2 separate regions of the Homo sapiens genome follow, and region 1 is linked to region 2. The links are chromatin contacts, found by Hi-C in ENCODE. All regions are on one chromosome and are shown on one strand. Each heading gives the region's core, a stretch centred on a gene start or an enhancer-like site at or near the end of the contact. The rest is flanking DNA. Distances are from core to core; before and after follow the strand shown.

Region 1 (6,789 bases), core at 1,882-4,381, 700 kb after region 2:
ATGAATGAATGGTTTAATCAGAGTTTGTTTCTAATCTTGTTTCCAGCCCACATTAGCTTATTCACCTGTGTGCAAAAGTGGATGAGGACAAATAATTGTTAAATCGTTTGCTTGACTAAGAATGTTTTACTGATAGCAAGTTGGCAATCTGAAAATTAGTGGGAGAAGTAGTGATGGGTACTGAACAGACTGCCAACTTAGATTCTGATTATCTGCTGTGAATCATTTCTTTAACCTTTGAAAGCTTTTAAAATTATTTTTCTGGGTATAATAATAATGTGGCTAACTAAAAATAATGAAGATCATGTTTATTGTAGATGTGTGCTAAACATCCATGTTTTCATCCAAGTGCTACAATTGCAACCCCCACATTACCTCCTTTCCCCACTCTGCCTACTCCTAGCATACATGCGGGCATGCGTGCATGCACACACACACATACACACACACACACACACACCCCTAGACTAAACCTTACCAGATTTAGTCTGGTAAGACACATTTCACCACATTTCCAAAGTTATAATGGATCTTGGAAGGGAAAGCTATGGAAAACAGTGATAGAAACATACTTATCACACAGCGATAGAGCTCCCTTTTGATCTCTTCAAACAAGACAAGAAACAAAGAGCGAAAATCATCTGAGAATTCAAAACTGCTGGACTATTCCCATTGCACCGAGTCATGTGGATCTGTGTCAAGTACACAATCAGTTGCAAGTCAGCTGATAGACAGAAAAGAGTTACTTCAGAAAGATAATCTCAGGGAGCTTATTATACTCCCTTTGAAGTAATGAGTCCAGTGAACTTGAACTGGAGACTTGAAGTCTCTGATTTCTGCTGTCACTGGAAAGGAATTACTTTTTCTTTTTTTTGAGACAGAGTCTCACTTTGTTGTGCAGGCTGGAGTGCAGTGGCGCAATCTTGGCTCACTGCAACCTCTGCCTCCTGGGTTCAAGTGATTCTCCTGCCTCAGCCTCCTGAGTAGCTGGGATTACAGGTGCGCACCACCACGCCCGGCTAATTTTTTGTTTGTTTGTTTGTATTTTTAGTAGAGATGGGGTATCACCATGTTGGTCAGGCTGGTCCCAAACTCCTGACCTCGTGATCTGCCTGCCTAGGCCTCCCAAAGTGCTGAGATTACAGGTGTGAGCCACCATGACCGGCCAGGAATTACTCTTGACAATTTTCTATGTAATTTATTGGAGAATGACAAAAGTGGTTGAAAATATTATTAGCTGGAATCTTGGCCTGTGTTGGTAAACAACAGATAAAAAGTTTTAAGGGTGGAACTTGCAAGTCTAATTACACAACATTAAAAATAAGTCTCCATATCAAACATAATTAGTAGATTTCAGATGAACTTGAGGAACTATTAGAACAACTTACCTAAAGCAGTTTTGTTTCTCAGAAAAATGACGTTATAGATCTGGCCTAGAATTTGGCATAGAAACTTTTCCTACAAGGTATAATGAGAAACAGAATCAAAGCAAGAGTCTTAAGACTCAGTCTTAGTTCTAGTTTGGTCTTTGTGATCCTGGCCAAGTCACTTCAACATGAACTTGGTTTTCTATGTCTACAAAGTAAAAGGGTTGGGCTACTATCGCTGCTGTACTACTACTACTGATCTATTTGTGCTGGATTATTCTATATCCAGATAAATGAGGCCAAGTGTTTCTGGCATCACCAACCACCATTTAAACAAATAGCATCCCCTCCATAGGGGAGGAGGCTGCACACATCTGCTGCTCTCCACCCTGAGAATGTGGATGAATTCCAATCAGCAGCCACCACCTGACTGATTTGCCCACAGCCTGCTCTGGGTCCATTGGCTGGGAGGCTTCTGGAGGCAGCTGGGTCATGTCATCCCAACCCAAACTGGTGATGTGAAAGAACAGTCACATGTGTGAGCAGGTGCATAACCCATTCTCAGGAGGGAGAATGGAGTGAAGGAACAGTGGTTTAGGTAATGACTCATTCAGGTTATTCATTCTGTGTGTAAAGCCCAAGGCCCTCCAACTGGCCCTGACCTACCTGCCCCGACTCTTCTGCTTTCCCGACACCTTCTCTGGGCCTCTATTGCCCTTCTCGCTAGTGCAGCTGGCCCCTTGATGGCTTATATAGAAGATAATGTACCTAAGTCATTCGTCACCCCAACCCTTGTGCATAGGTTTTCCTTGTTGCCAGAACCTGGATTTTGTTCAAGGGTGTCCCCAGCCCTATGTGATCAAGTGAAGAACTCTTAAGCTTCATCCCCAAAGGAAAACTGATCACTATGCTCCCATTGGTTATTGGCCTAAGCCAATCACTGCACTCCCATTGATAATCGGTCTAAACCAATAACTGTGCTCCCATTGGTCTAAACCAATAACAGCGCTCAACTGCGCTGTCTGTATGAGATGCTTGCAATGCTGCTGCCATCTTTTGAAAAAGAGAATGATCAGCTGACAGGCTGAGTGAGCAGAGAAATGAAGAGAATCATCTGGGGCCTGAGTGAGATCACTGGGCTGCTTTGTTAATCTACCCTAGATGCTCTCTACATCTTGAATTCTTGTTATGTGAAATTACAATTTTTTTCTTACTGTTTGAGTCAGAAGCCCAAGGTATCTTGCTATTTTTCACACTGGCACACTGGAGAGGCAACAAGAAACCCCAAGTGGGGTTAGTGGAGGAATCAGTTCCTCCACTTAGAAGCCATTACTGAGGAACAAATTACTTCAAAATTTAGTGGCTTGAAATAACAATAAGCATGTATTGTCTCTGTTTCTGTAGGTTGCAAATTTTGGATCTTTTTGAATGGGAAGTCTGGCTTAGATTCTCTCCTCTCATGAGACTGCAGATGGGTGTGGGCTGGGGCTGCCCTAATCTGAAGGTTCAACTGGGGCTGGTGGGTCTGCTTCCAAGGAGGCCCACTCACTTGGCTGGCCAATGGGGGCTGGCTGTGGTGGGAGGCCTCAGTTCCTCTCCATATGGGCTTCACCACATGGTACTTGAGTGTTCTCTGTTTAAAATATAGGTTTTATTAATATTTAGGTATGGCAAAGCCATCAGATCAGGAATGACTGCTAATAAAAAGATAGTTTGTTATGCTCACAGATCTCAAGAGGAAGGGGTGTGTCACACCAGCCACATGGGGAAGTACCAAGATCAGTCAGGAGGCAGAGGGAGCAGAGTGAAAACAGGGGCACAAACTTTTTTTTTTTGAGATGGAGTCTCGCTCTATTGCCATGCTAGAGTGCAGTGGTGAGATCTTGGCTCACTGCAACCTCTGTCTCCTGAGTTCAAGTGATTCTCCTGCCTCAACTTCCCGAGTAGCTGGGACTACAGGTGTGTGCCACCATACCCAGCTAATTTTTTGTATTTTTAGTAGAAACGGGGTTTCACTGTGTTAGCCAGGGTAGTCTCATTCTCCTGAACTTGTGATCTGCCCGCCCTGGCCTCCCAAAGTGCTGGGATTACAGGCGTGACCCACCGCGCCTGGCCAGGGGCACAAACTTTTATTGTGGTTTCTGTGGGAAGGAATGAGTGAGGGAGGGTAATTGGGCTTTGGATTGAATAGTTTGAATCATTTCAGCAGGCTCTGGGCCATACGGGCTATCCCTAGTTGCCTAGTTCCTACTCCTGGGGTGATTAGGGCAGGTGGATAGTGGCCTGGAGGGTGAGAGCCCATAATGGAGGTGGCAGTGTGTGGGCTCTGGATTGATTGGTTTACATTTGTGACGCACCCTCATGGTTGTTTGCTATTTCTAAAAACTGGCTAGTCCTGGGACAGGCATAAAAATACAAAAATAAAAGACATGGTAAATACATTCTCACAGCATGGTGCTGGCTTTGCCCAGAGTAAGCAATCCAAGAGAGCAAGACAGATGCTGCAAAGTCCTTTATGCTCTCAATTCAGAAGTCACATATTATCCCTGCTGAACTCTACACAGACCAGTCCTAATTCAACATGGGAGTAGACTATGCAAATAAATACCTAAGAGGTGAAGATCACTGGGGGCCATCTTGGAGGCTGGGTATTACACATCTGGCAAGTTCCTTGACCTCCAAATGTCAGTGTCTTCACTTAAAAAAGATGGCAATAATATTATGTTACTTTGACTTCTAAGTTGAAAGCGAACAGAAAGTGACTCTGGCTTGCTTAGGCAAAAGAGGAATTTATTGAATCAGTTTTGGACAATTCACACAATAGAAGGGAAGGCTATAGAACCAGGCTTAGCAGAACCTAAGGGAGCTCAGGGAGCAGGGAAAGTCATGCAGGGCAAAGCCTCAGGGTTGGTCTGGTTGGGAAACTGATGTTGACATCAACTGCACTGGCCACCGGATATTGTGGCCAGAGCTAAATGCTCAGCACCACTGCTGCTGAGCAACTCTCAATCGCCTCTGTGCCCTGAAGCTTCCACAGTGTGGGGAGAGTGGAGAAAGGAGGACCAGGTCCCTTCTGCTTCTGGGATTACAGCATATGTCCGCTACAAATATGGGCTTCATGGGATTCACCAAAAATATATGAGCACCTTCCTTGGAAAATCGAGAATGCTCAGTAATGGTTGGTTGCTTAATAGAAAGGAGAAAGCAGATACCGTGGGATGGAATAGAGTGAGTTTGGAGATCTCAAGTTGAGAGTGAGAATAAAGCATGCTCATTACATTTCCAGCCACACTGAGCATTTCTAATCGCACTCTTACCTTGTCTTCACTCCTATGCACATTTGCAAATTCTTAAATTGCTGAGATTTGTACAAATCTTATCTATATACTCTATCCAGTGAACCAAGTTGGAGGCAAGGGAACAGTATGTTATTAAGAAAAGGTAAAGTGAAAGCCTCCTGTGAAAATTGCAATACTGGCTGGGAGCAGTGGCTCATGCTTGTAATCCCAGCACTTTGGGAGAATGAGGTGGGCAGATTAATTGAGGTCAGGAGTTCAAGACTCCTGCTTGGGCAACATAGTGAAACCATGTCTCTACTAAAAATACAAAAATTAGCCAGGTGTGGTGGCGCACGCCTGTAATCCCAGCTACTCGGGAGACCGAGGCAGGAGAATCGCTTGAGTCCAGGTGGCAAAGGTTGCAGTGAGCTGAGATCACACCACCGCACTCCAGCCTGGGCAGCCGAGTGAGACTCCATCTCAAAGCAAAGCAAAGTGTAGAGAAAAGAAAATTGCAACACTAGCCTCTTGGTACCTTGACATGAACCACAATTAACCACACTCTTTAAGTGGTGGTAGCTTCCATTTCTGTCACTGTTACCTTCATAGTACTTTTTTTTTTTTTTTGAGACAGAGTTGCTCCTTCTGCTCACTGCAACCTCCACCTCCTGGGTTCAAGCGATTCTCCTGCCTCAGCCTCCCGAGTAGCTGGGACTACAGGCACATGCCACCATGCCTGGCTAATTTTTTGTATTTTTAGTAGAGACGGGGTTTCACCGTGTTAACCAGGAAGGTCTCGATCTCCTGACCTCGTGATCCGCCCACCTCGGCCTCCCAAAGTGCTGGGATTACAGGCGTGAGCCACCACACCTGGCCCCTTTATAGTACTTCTATCTCAGTTTGAATTTCCAAGGCAAAGCCAGACACCTTTTCTCACAAAGCCTGTGCTCTGTTGTTAGGTGTGGGCATGAGTCTTGCTGTTCAAACTCAACTATTTCATTCAAAGTGACCTTTCGTGGGTTTACAAATTCATTGAGGTTGAATGTGTAACTAAATTCTAAAATGTTAGTTCTAAACTAAGTTCTAAAATGGTTCTAAAAAGTTCGTATGTAAGGAGCACCAGGAGGGCTTGCTGAAACACCAGTTGCTGGGCCCCACCCCTGGAGTCTCAGGTTCAGCAGGTCTAGGGCGAGGTCGGAGGATGTGCACTTCTAATACGTTCCCAGGTGGTGCTGAGGCTGCTGGTCTGGGGGCCACATTGAGAAACACTGACTTGAATGACTTGATGCTGTTGCTGGCCTGCTTTGTAAACTTCTTAGACCCTATCCAGTAATTGCCTTTCTTTTCTTTTCTTTTCTCTTTTCTTTTTCTTTTTTTTTTTTTTTGAGACAGAGTTTCACTCTTGTTGCCCAGGGTGGAGTGCAATGGTGATATCTTGGCTCAGTGCAACTTCCGCCTCCTGGGTTCAAGTGATTCTCCTACCTCAGCCTCCAAAGTAGCTGCGATTACAGGCATGTGGCACCACACCTGGCTAATTTTTTTGTATTTTTAGTAGAGACAGGGTTTTACCATGTTGGCCAGGCTGGTCTCGAACTCCTGACCTCAAGTGATCCACCCATCTCAGCCACCGCACCCAGCCAGTAATTGCCATTCATAAAGAAAGCCAAGATGACACCTACAGAGCAAAATTATGTGATATTCAGGAATAAACACTGAAACATTATTTTGATTAGAATAATAGCTGCACGGAACAGAAACTTAGCTATAAGAGCTTAAGCAAATAACAGTTTGTTTTTCTTACATTCCCAAGAAGACTAGAAGCTGTGATAGGCTGGTGAAATGACTTCACCTCATCAGGGGTCAAGGCTCTTGCTAACTTTCTCTTCTGTCATCCTTGGTAAATGATCTTTGTCCTCATGGTCACAAGATGGCTGCTGCATCTCCATGTATTGCCTCTGCACTCTAGGCAGGAAAATGAATGATGAAGAAAAATGCATGTATGAGCTTTTCTGAAAGTCCCTCTAGAGACTTCTGTTCCCATCTCATGGGTTAGAACTATGTCACATGGCCACACCAAGCTTCAAGGGAGCCTCAGCACTCATTGACCCACATAAAATGGGGTTCCCGTCGATGAGAAAGGAAGG
Region 2 (7,498 bases), core at 4,237-6,736:
GTTTTTTCCCATGAGAAGTTTGCTTTCCTCCAGTTCTTACAAACCAAACATTACCATATTGGGTTAGTGATTAAGAAGCTCAAAACAAAATTAAGCAGGCTATCCTGATTTCATTGTCTCTCTTGATTATTTGCTTGTCTTATTTCCAACAGCCCCAAATGGCAAGATTTAAATAAAAGACAGGCTACTTAAAACACTTTATCTTCTCTTGCTAAAGTAACTGAAACCCCCTCCATTTAGCATGTACTTCACTGTACCTTTTCCTCTACCCAGGCCTGTTCTGGGCCTGGAGGAGGATTCCAGGAGCAGAATTCAATAGTGCCACCCTGGGAAAATGCCAAACCCCACTGGTTCCAGTCACGCTGGCCTATGTACAGTTACTAGAACCCCCTGAGGTGTCTGCGCCCTCACTTGAGGGCTTTTGCACATGCTGGTCCATGTGCCCGGAGTGCTTTCTTCTGCCCAGACCTCTCACTCTACTCACAACACAACACAACCCCCACACTCAGAAACATCTTCTGTCGCCACCCCTTTGCTTTTCCTTACCACATAACCTTGTACATTTCCTTCATCACCCTGTTACAACTACAATTTAATTCATTGTTTACTTGTTTATTACCTATCTCTCTCTAATAAATGATGTTTCATGACATCAGAGATCAGATGGGTTCTGGACATTATTTTACACCCAGACCCTGGCTAACAATAGGCACACAAATATTTGCCTAGCTTGATTAATTAATTAAGCAAATGAAGGCATGACATGATCCACAGTGGCACTCCACTACCCCCACTCCGCCTTACTCAAACATTGTAGGAAGCTTTTTCTGCCCAGAGGGTCTGAGTTCAGCTCTAGAGTGTGCTGTCTATGCTTCTCATGCTGTTGTGAGAAGAATGCTTGAGGATATCACTTGTCTGCCAATGTCTCTGGGAAGGTTTCAAACTCAAAAATCAACCCTCTGATCATGATCTGGCTTCACAAATAAGCCCTTCTTATAATAAAAGGATGCCCAATCACATGCACTTCAACTTTTTTGGTCTCCAGGATAATTCTTTCTCATGGTAAATTAGTAAGACAGCTCTGGGTATGTGGGGTATGATCCAGCATCCCCTGTAAGTTGACTTCAGGGAGAAATGTAATGAAAACACCAGCACAATGTTTGATGACTGGCTATCTCTATAGACATTTATAAACTGGTATTCTGATTTTTTTTTAATCCTGTGCATTTTATATTTACAAAACAACTTTAAATTTAGGGTTTATGGGTCATGAGTATTAAATGACAGAAGGTATTTTGGCAATACATACATAAAACCTTTACATACTACTTAACCCAGAAATTCCAGTAATAGGAAGTTATCCTAAGAAAGTCATCACAAATAAATGTAAAAATTTAGCCACAAGAATGTTCACTGTAGTACTATTTACAATAAAAACAGGAAACCTAAATATCCATATGGGGCTGATTGGATAATTTGTGGTAATCCCTATTAAGAAACATCCTGCAGCTTTTCAGAATATCTGGTTAAATGGAATGATAATCGAGGACACACAAAAAGGTTCATCATATTATAAAAACAAAAAATTGTGTTATAAATCAATATTCCAAAACGTTCTAACTTTAGTTTTTTTCTGGGTGATGGGGTCCTGTGTAACTTTTATCTTCTTATGGTTTTCTGTGTTATAATTTTTCTCTAAGAGTTATATATCACTCATATAAATGTATTTTGAAAAAGTGTTTAAGAATAAATTTTAACTAGTCACAAAAGGTCAAATACTATATATGATTTCACTTATATGAGGTACCTAAGGTAGTCAAATTCACAGAGACAGAAAATGGAATGGGGGCTGTTGGGGGCTAGAGGGGGTGGGGAAAGGGGAGTTAGGGTTTGGTGGGCAGAGTTTCAATCTGCAAGATGAAAAGAGTTCTGGAGATAGATGGTGGTGATGGTAGCACAACAATGTGAATGTACCTAATGCCACTAAGTTACACACTTACAAATGGTTACGATAGTACATTTTATGTTATATAGATTTTACAATTTTTTTAAACTAAAAAATAAATCAGTAAATCTTGAGTACAGCCAAGTCTCTGTTATTAGGATTTTCAAGAGGCAAGAGTAAATAAGCCCGGATTTGACTTAGAACACATAGCCCTGAGCCACATCATCCACGTGCCCCCCAGCACTAGAGTGTGCCCTGGGATGAGCGGGCATCTGTCTGCTTCCTGACCACTGGTGCTGGCCACATGTTTCCTGGCCCACTGAGGACAGAGATGCTCTCCAGTCTCTTTAGTAGCATAGAGCTTTCTTCCTCTTTTGCCAATGTCCCTCAGTTTGACTCTCAGATGAAGAAACTGACTTGGTTGCCCCAGAAAAGCATGGCTTCCTTCCAAGCCTGGCCACAGTGACTGCAGGGGATGGTGGGCCCAGGAAAGATTCATGGCTATATCCTCCATGAGCCACAGGTTCAGGAATTTGCCCCCAAAGTCCTTTAGCTAGTAGCTGGCAGAGCCAGACAAGGAAAAGAATCTCACCTTAAAGTCAAGACAAGTCACCTCTCTACTATAAAGAGGAAAAGGCCGGGTGCAGTGGCACATGCCTGTAATCCCAACACTTTGGGAGGCTGAGGCGGGTAGATTACCTGAGGTCAGGAGTACAAGACCAGCCTGACTAACATGCTGAAACCCCTTCTCTACTAAATACAAAAAATTAGCCGGGCGTGGTGGTGCACATCTGTAATTACTTGGGAGGCTGAGGCAGGAGAATCACTTGAACCCGGGAGGTGGAGGTTACAGTGAGCCAAGATCGCGCCATTGTACTCTAGCCTGGGCAACAAGAGGGAAACTCCGTCCAAAAAAAAAAAAAAAGGCTGGGCACGGTGGCTCACGCCTGTAATCCCAGCACTTTGGGAGGCCAAGGTGGGCAGATCACCTGAGGTCGGAAGTTCGAGACCAGCCTGACCAAAATGGAGAAACCCTGTCTCTACTAAAAACATAAAATTAGACTGGCACGGTGGCGCATGCCTGTAACCCCAGCTACTTGGGAGGCTGAGGCGGAAGAATCGCTTCAACCCGGGAGGTGGAGGTTGCAGTGAGTCGAGATCAGGCCATTGCACTCCAGCCTGGGCAACAAGAGTGAAACTCCATCCAAACAAACAAACAAACAACAACAACAAAAAGAATAAAGAGGAAAGAACTAGGTTCAGCAAACAAAAGTCCTTCCTTTGTTCATCAAGAGGCTGCCCAGGACTTTGCCACTGAGAAAGGAGCGATACTCTGGTGCTGGTGGCGGGATCGGAGAACCCCTAAGTTGCAGACCTGTGCCCGAGGGCTGGACTCAGCCTTCAGATGTGTTGGTTTGGTTTACACAATGTTGACCCGCATGGTGTTTGCAGAATTTCTAAATTAGTTGGCAACATTTAAAAATCAGAGTATTTCTACCTAAAAAGAGATTTCTTTGGATTCTTTTGTAGGGGGTGGAAAAGGAAGCTCTTAGGCTCACAGGTTTTACACTCCTATGTGACAATTGGCTGGAAGTGAGCAGCAGCTACTCCTTTAGATAGACCCTCTCCCCTGTCCAGTTCAGCGATTTACCTGCCTGGCCTTGCTGCTCCTTGAGCTGTAGCCCCTCAACTGTACTGGGAACTGCCTGTGAGGCCGCTCTGGTACCTGGCATGATGCTGGCTGGGCTCCCTGTAAGTGCTTGGAAATGCTCAGCCACTATGGGGGAAGCTTGTGATGCAGCAGCTCTAGTCAGTGAGCCTTAACAACAGTCCTGTGACAAGACTTGTGGCTGGGCCTGAGGTTTGGTCCTTACCCCAACCCAGTCAGAGTGCAGCACCCTGGGCCCCAACCATGCTTCCATGCACTATCAAAACGCAACATCCTGCCCATTCTCCTCTGAAAATGTTAAAAGGAAGCCATGCTCTGGAGAACAGATCAATGGTCATGATGCCTCACATCCTGTCTCCAACAGAACTCAATGTTAGATGCTTTGGAGAAAGGAGTAGGAGCTGCACAAAGCACCACGTGGTGCAGCAGGTCCTCTTCTGATGAAGAAGACAGAGAGCAGAAGAGAGGGAAGTTCTTAGCGGTTAATGCTGCACCACTGCAATCTCAGTGGTGGAGGCTGCCAGAGGCTGGTTGAAATATCTAAAAAGATTGTACACAGCTAGGCGTGGTGGCTCATGCCTGTAATCCCAGCACTTTGGGAGGCCAAGGCAGGTAGATCACGAGGTCACGAGTTCGAGACCAGCCTGGCCAACATGGTGAAATTCCTTCACTACTAAGAGTACAAAAATTAGTAGGGCGTGGTGGCACACGCCTGTAATCCCAGCTACTTGTGAGGCTGAGGCAGGAGAACTGCTTGAACCTGGGATGTGGAGGTTGCAGTGAGCCAAGATTGTGCCACTGCACTCCAGTCTGGGTGACAGAGCAGAGACTCCGTCATGGGGGAAAAAAAAAAAATTGTACACAGATGGGGAAAAGGAAGCTTTCCAGGTCCTTCAGGGTTAACAGGGCCAGGAGAAGATGGAGACCAGTGATTCTTACCTGCTGTAGGCACGCTAATGTTATACTGAGGTAAAATAAATAGAAAGGCAGTCTTGGCTGTGACCTGTAAAACAAAGGAAAAGAGTTCCAGTTTAGCTTTTGGCCACATCAAAAGAAACAAGTGGAAGCTGCTAACCGCCCCTTTTACATCTTAGACCCTCAAACCTCTTGACTGAACGGTTCTGCCTAATGCAGAGTTAGCATTAGTTTTTGTTCTATTTTTCTTTAATGACATACCTCTCAATACCTGTACCCTGGGACTCAGATGGTATCTAGACTGGTACTCACTGCAGATGAGATGAAACAAGCTGTGCATGGCAGGACAGGAGCTCACAAGTGAATAGTACAAATTTGTCAGCCATTCGTTCATTCAGATATTTATCAGTTTAGTTCTGTGCATCAGCATTGTGGAAGACAGAAACTAATAAATAAAGTCACAACCTTCAAGAAGGTTAGGACCTAGCTGAGGTTTCCACAGCACTTTGGCTGCCTGTGCATTGGAGAGCAGCCCTGAAAGTCGACACCTGAGCTTCAGAAACAGAGAATTCCAGCTGCTAATTTCACATCTACCTTACTGGGAGGCATGGGGCCAGAAGTAACATCCCACATTCCTGGTTTGTTTATTTCAAAAACTGCCTTTAAAATCTTAGTTGTGCTGTGAAACAAAAAACTGTGGTTGCCACCTAGTTATGAATGGCCAAATCAGTACTGTGACAGTTTAGCCAGCAGGGGAGGGATGACAAAACCTGGGGGTTTGAAGGTTGGACTCAAGAATCGACTACCTGGGTTCAAATGCCAGCTCTGCCATTTTCTTGCTATGTATCTACCAGCAAGTAATCTTATACGCTGAGCCTCAGTCTGCTTGTCCATAAAATCAGGGGTGCTTGTAATACCTCAGCTAGTTTGGGTACTACAGACTGGTGTGGCGCTGGCCCAGCTGCTAGCGTTGTTCAAAGCTCCCCAGAGGTTTCGGATGTGCAGGTGGGCCTGAGAACCACCATCCACACTGTTCTGAAACCTGCAGCAAGGCCAGGTGAGGAGGCAGCCCAGGACCAGGCCTTTCCCAAGGGCCCTCTGGAGACACCTCGTCAATAAAGGGGTGCTGGTTCTTCTCTAACAGAGGTTTGAAGGATGCACATGTGAGGGATAGGGTGGAGGACAAACACACTGGACAGTGGCAAAGGCAGCATGGAAATGAGTGAATGATACATCACAGATGCCCTGTGTTGCCCAGACATGCCAGTGAGAGGTCACTATCCTCAGCTACCTCTAGAGACAACCCTCTCCTTTAAAGAGCAAATCTCCCCACTCCCCTGGTCAACAAGACCCATCCCATTCAGTGGGTGTCATTTACTCTGTACACAGAGATGCAGGACAAGACTTCTCGTGTCTTTGTGCTGCAGCCTTAGACATGTCCTATCAGGCTTGCAGGGAAAAACCCAAATGAGATTAGCTAAGAGGAGTGATAGAAAACACCAAGCCCTATCCGAATATACAGGTCTTCCTAATCCCCACCCTAAAACCTTATTACCTTTGGTCAAGACCTTTTTCAGTGTTCTCGACCTACCTTCCTGTCCAACTGCCTGTATTTTCTTTAGAACAGATGTGCTGGGTTTCAGCCAATATATTCTACTCACCACTTCCTTTGGGGAGTTTTAGCCACTCTCAGTTTGCGTCCTACCTTTCCTATACCCACCACCACACACACACAGCTCTCCTGATTAGAATCTCACACATCCCTTCATGACCCACCTCAATTGTAACCTCTGTGAAGCCATTCCCAGCTGTTCAAGGGGCATGATCTCTGCTTGCCGGATGCACTCTGTGTCATGCTCTGCTGTATTTATCATTTCCATACCCTTGTTCATAGTTCTCATCAGGCTCTCACCTCCTCCACAGTTCTCATCAGACTCCTCACAGTCCCACAGGCAGGGACTGTGCCGTCCCGTTCCCATTTATCCTCGCAGCCCCTCTTACGTAAGGAGCCCAGATGCACACAGTAAGTGCTCAGTAACGGCTCATTGCTTAAGATGAAAAATCAAAAGCCAAGTCAGCTTCACTCAGCTGTACTTATTCCCCCTCTGTCGTGGGAGCTGCCCCCAGTGCCATCATCCAGGCTGTCCTCTACCATCAACGGCCTTCTCTGTGAGACCTTTCCAGGCACTAAGCCACCTGAATCCAGCTCTGCCACAGAGCCCCTCCTGCCCACGCTAGCCATGTTGGCTCTCCCTCTCTGAACTCCACTCATATAGGTCATTCCTGGCCCAACCACCTAACACTTCATATTGTCTGACATGACTCCTCTGAAAATAAACCTCATCTTCTCAGCCTGAAATCCCTGTGAAGGAAGATCAGAGGAGTTGGAAGAAATGAGAGAAAGGAGGAGCCAGGAGAAAGCAGGCAGGCATAAACCAAACACTCTACCCTGCCTAGGCACATATCTCCCACTTGATTTCATTCAAGAAATGCACATGTCTTTTAGAGCACAGGGTGGAGACCTCTGTGGGGCTTGGGTTGTCTGCCATCCATTCTCCTCTCTTAATGGCACCAGGGTTTCCTGAGGGAAGCCTCTCTCCAGCTGTGTGTGGGCATAGGATGTGTGTGGGGTCACTACGGGGGATGGGAGGATGGAGGGGATAGACCCTCTCCTCAGGGCAGGAGCTGGGCCAACCGGACACCCTGCCCTGGGCTCTGGGTCTTGGGCGGGTATGAGGAGGTGCTGCTGGCCCCCACAGAGCCTCCTTCAGTTGGCCAGGGTCCACTTCTAGGACACATTATCATTCAATGGGAAGAGCACTGGTGTTCAACTCCGGCTGCACATTAGAATCCCTGGGGGAGCTTCTAAAATCTCTGTGCCTGAGCCACACCCCAGCCAATTAAACCAGACTCTTTGGGGCATGGGCATTTTGTCAAACTCCCCAGAGCATTCCAATGCGCTGCCAAGT

The links. A loop is a pair of places that touch in the nucleus more often than their neighbours do. Pooled maps may share reads with other maps.
Region 1: a loop to region 2 is called in a map with no recorded cell type, with 7 times the contacts of the local background. The contact joins two enhancer-like sites. A Hi-C loop is called at or near these places in 2 of 37 single-sample maps with no recorded cell type and 2 of 50 pooled maps.

The regions. Positions count from the first base shown.
Region 1 is chr6:53,237,825-53,244,613 of GRCh38, forward strand. It overlaps LOC124901332 (a long non-coding RNA gene), which reads right to left. Exons shown (of 4, transcript XR_007059612.1): 3 at 6,447-6,607; 4 at 6,221-6,320. Among named protein-coding and RNA genes, the nearest start is that of MIR5685, 36 kb to the right of the region's middle. Within about 2 kb of position 3,132, at least 3 of the 41 ENCODE cell types and tissues checked have a DNase peak (open chromatin) inside an H3K27ac peak, as active enhancers do.
Region 2 is chr6:52,531,230-52,538,727 of GRCh38, forward strand. It overlaps TRAM2 (translocation associated membrane protein 2), which reads right to left. Exons shown (of 11, transcript NM_012288.4): 2 at 4,554-4,617. Among named protein-coding and RNA genes, the nearest start is that of TRAM2, 42 kb to the right of the region's middle. RefSeq lists enhancers at 5,741-5,790, 5,971-6,060, 6,311-6,370. Within about 2 kb of position 5,487, at least 3 of the 41 ENCODE cell types and tissues checked have a DNase peak (open chromatin) inside an H3K27ac peak, as active enhancers do.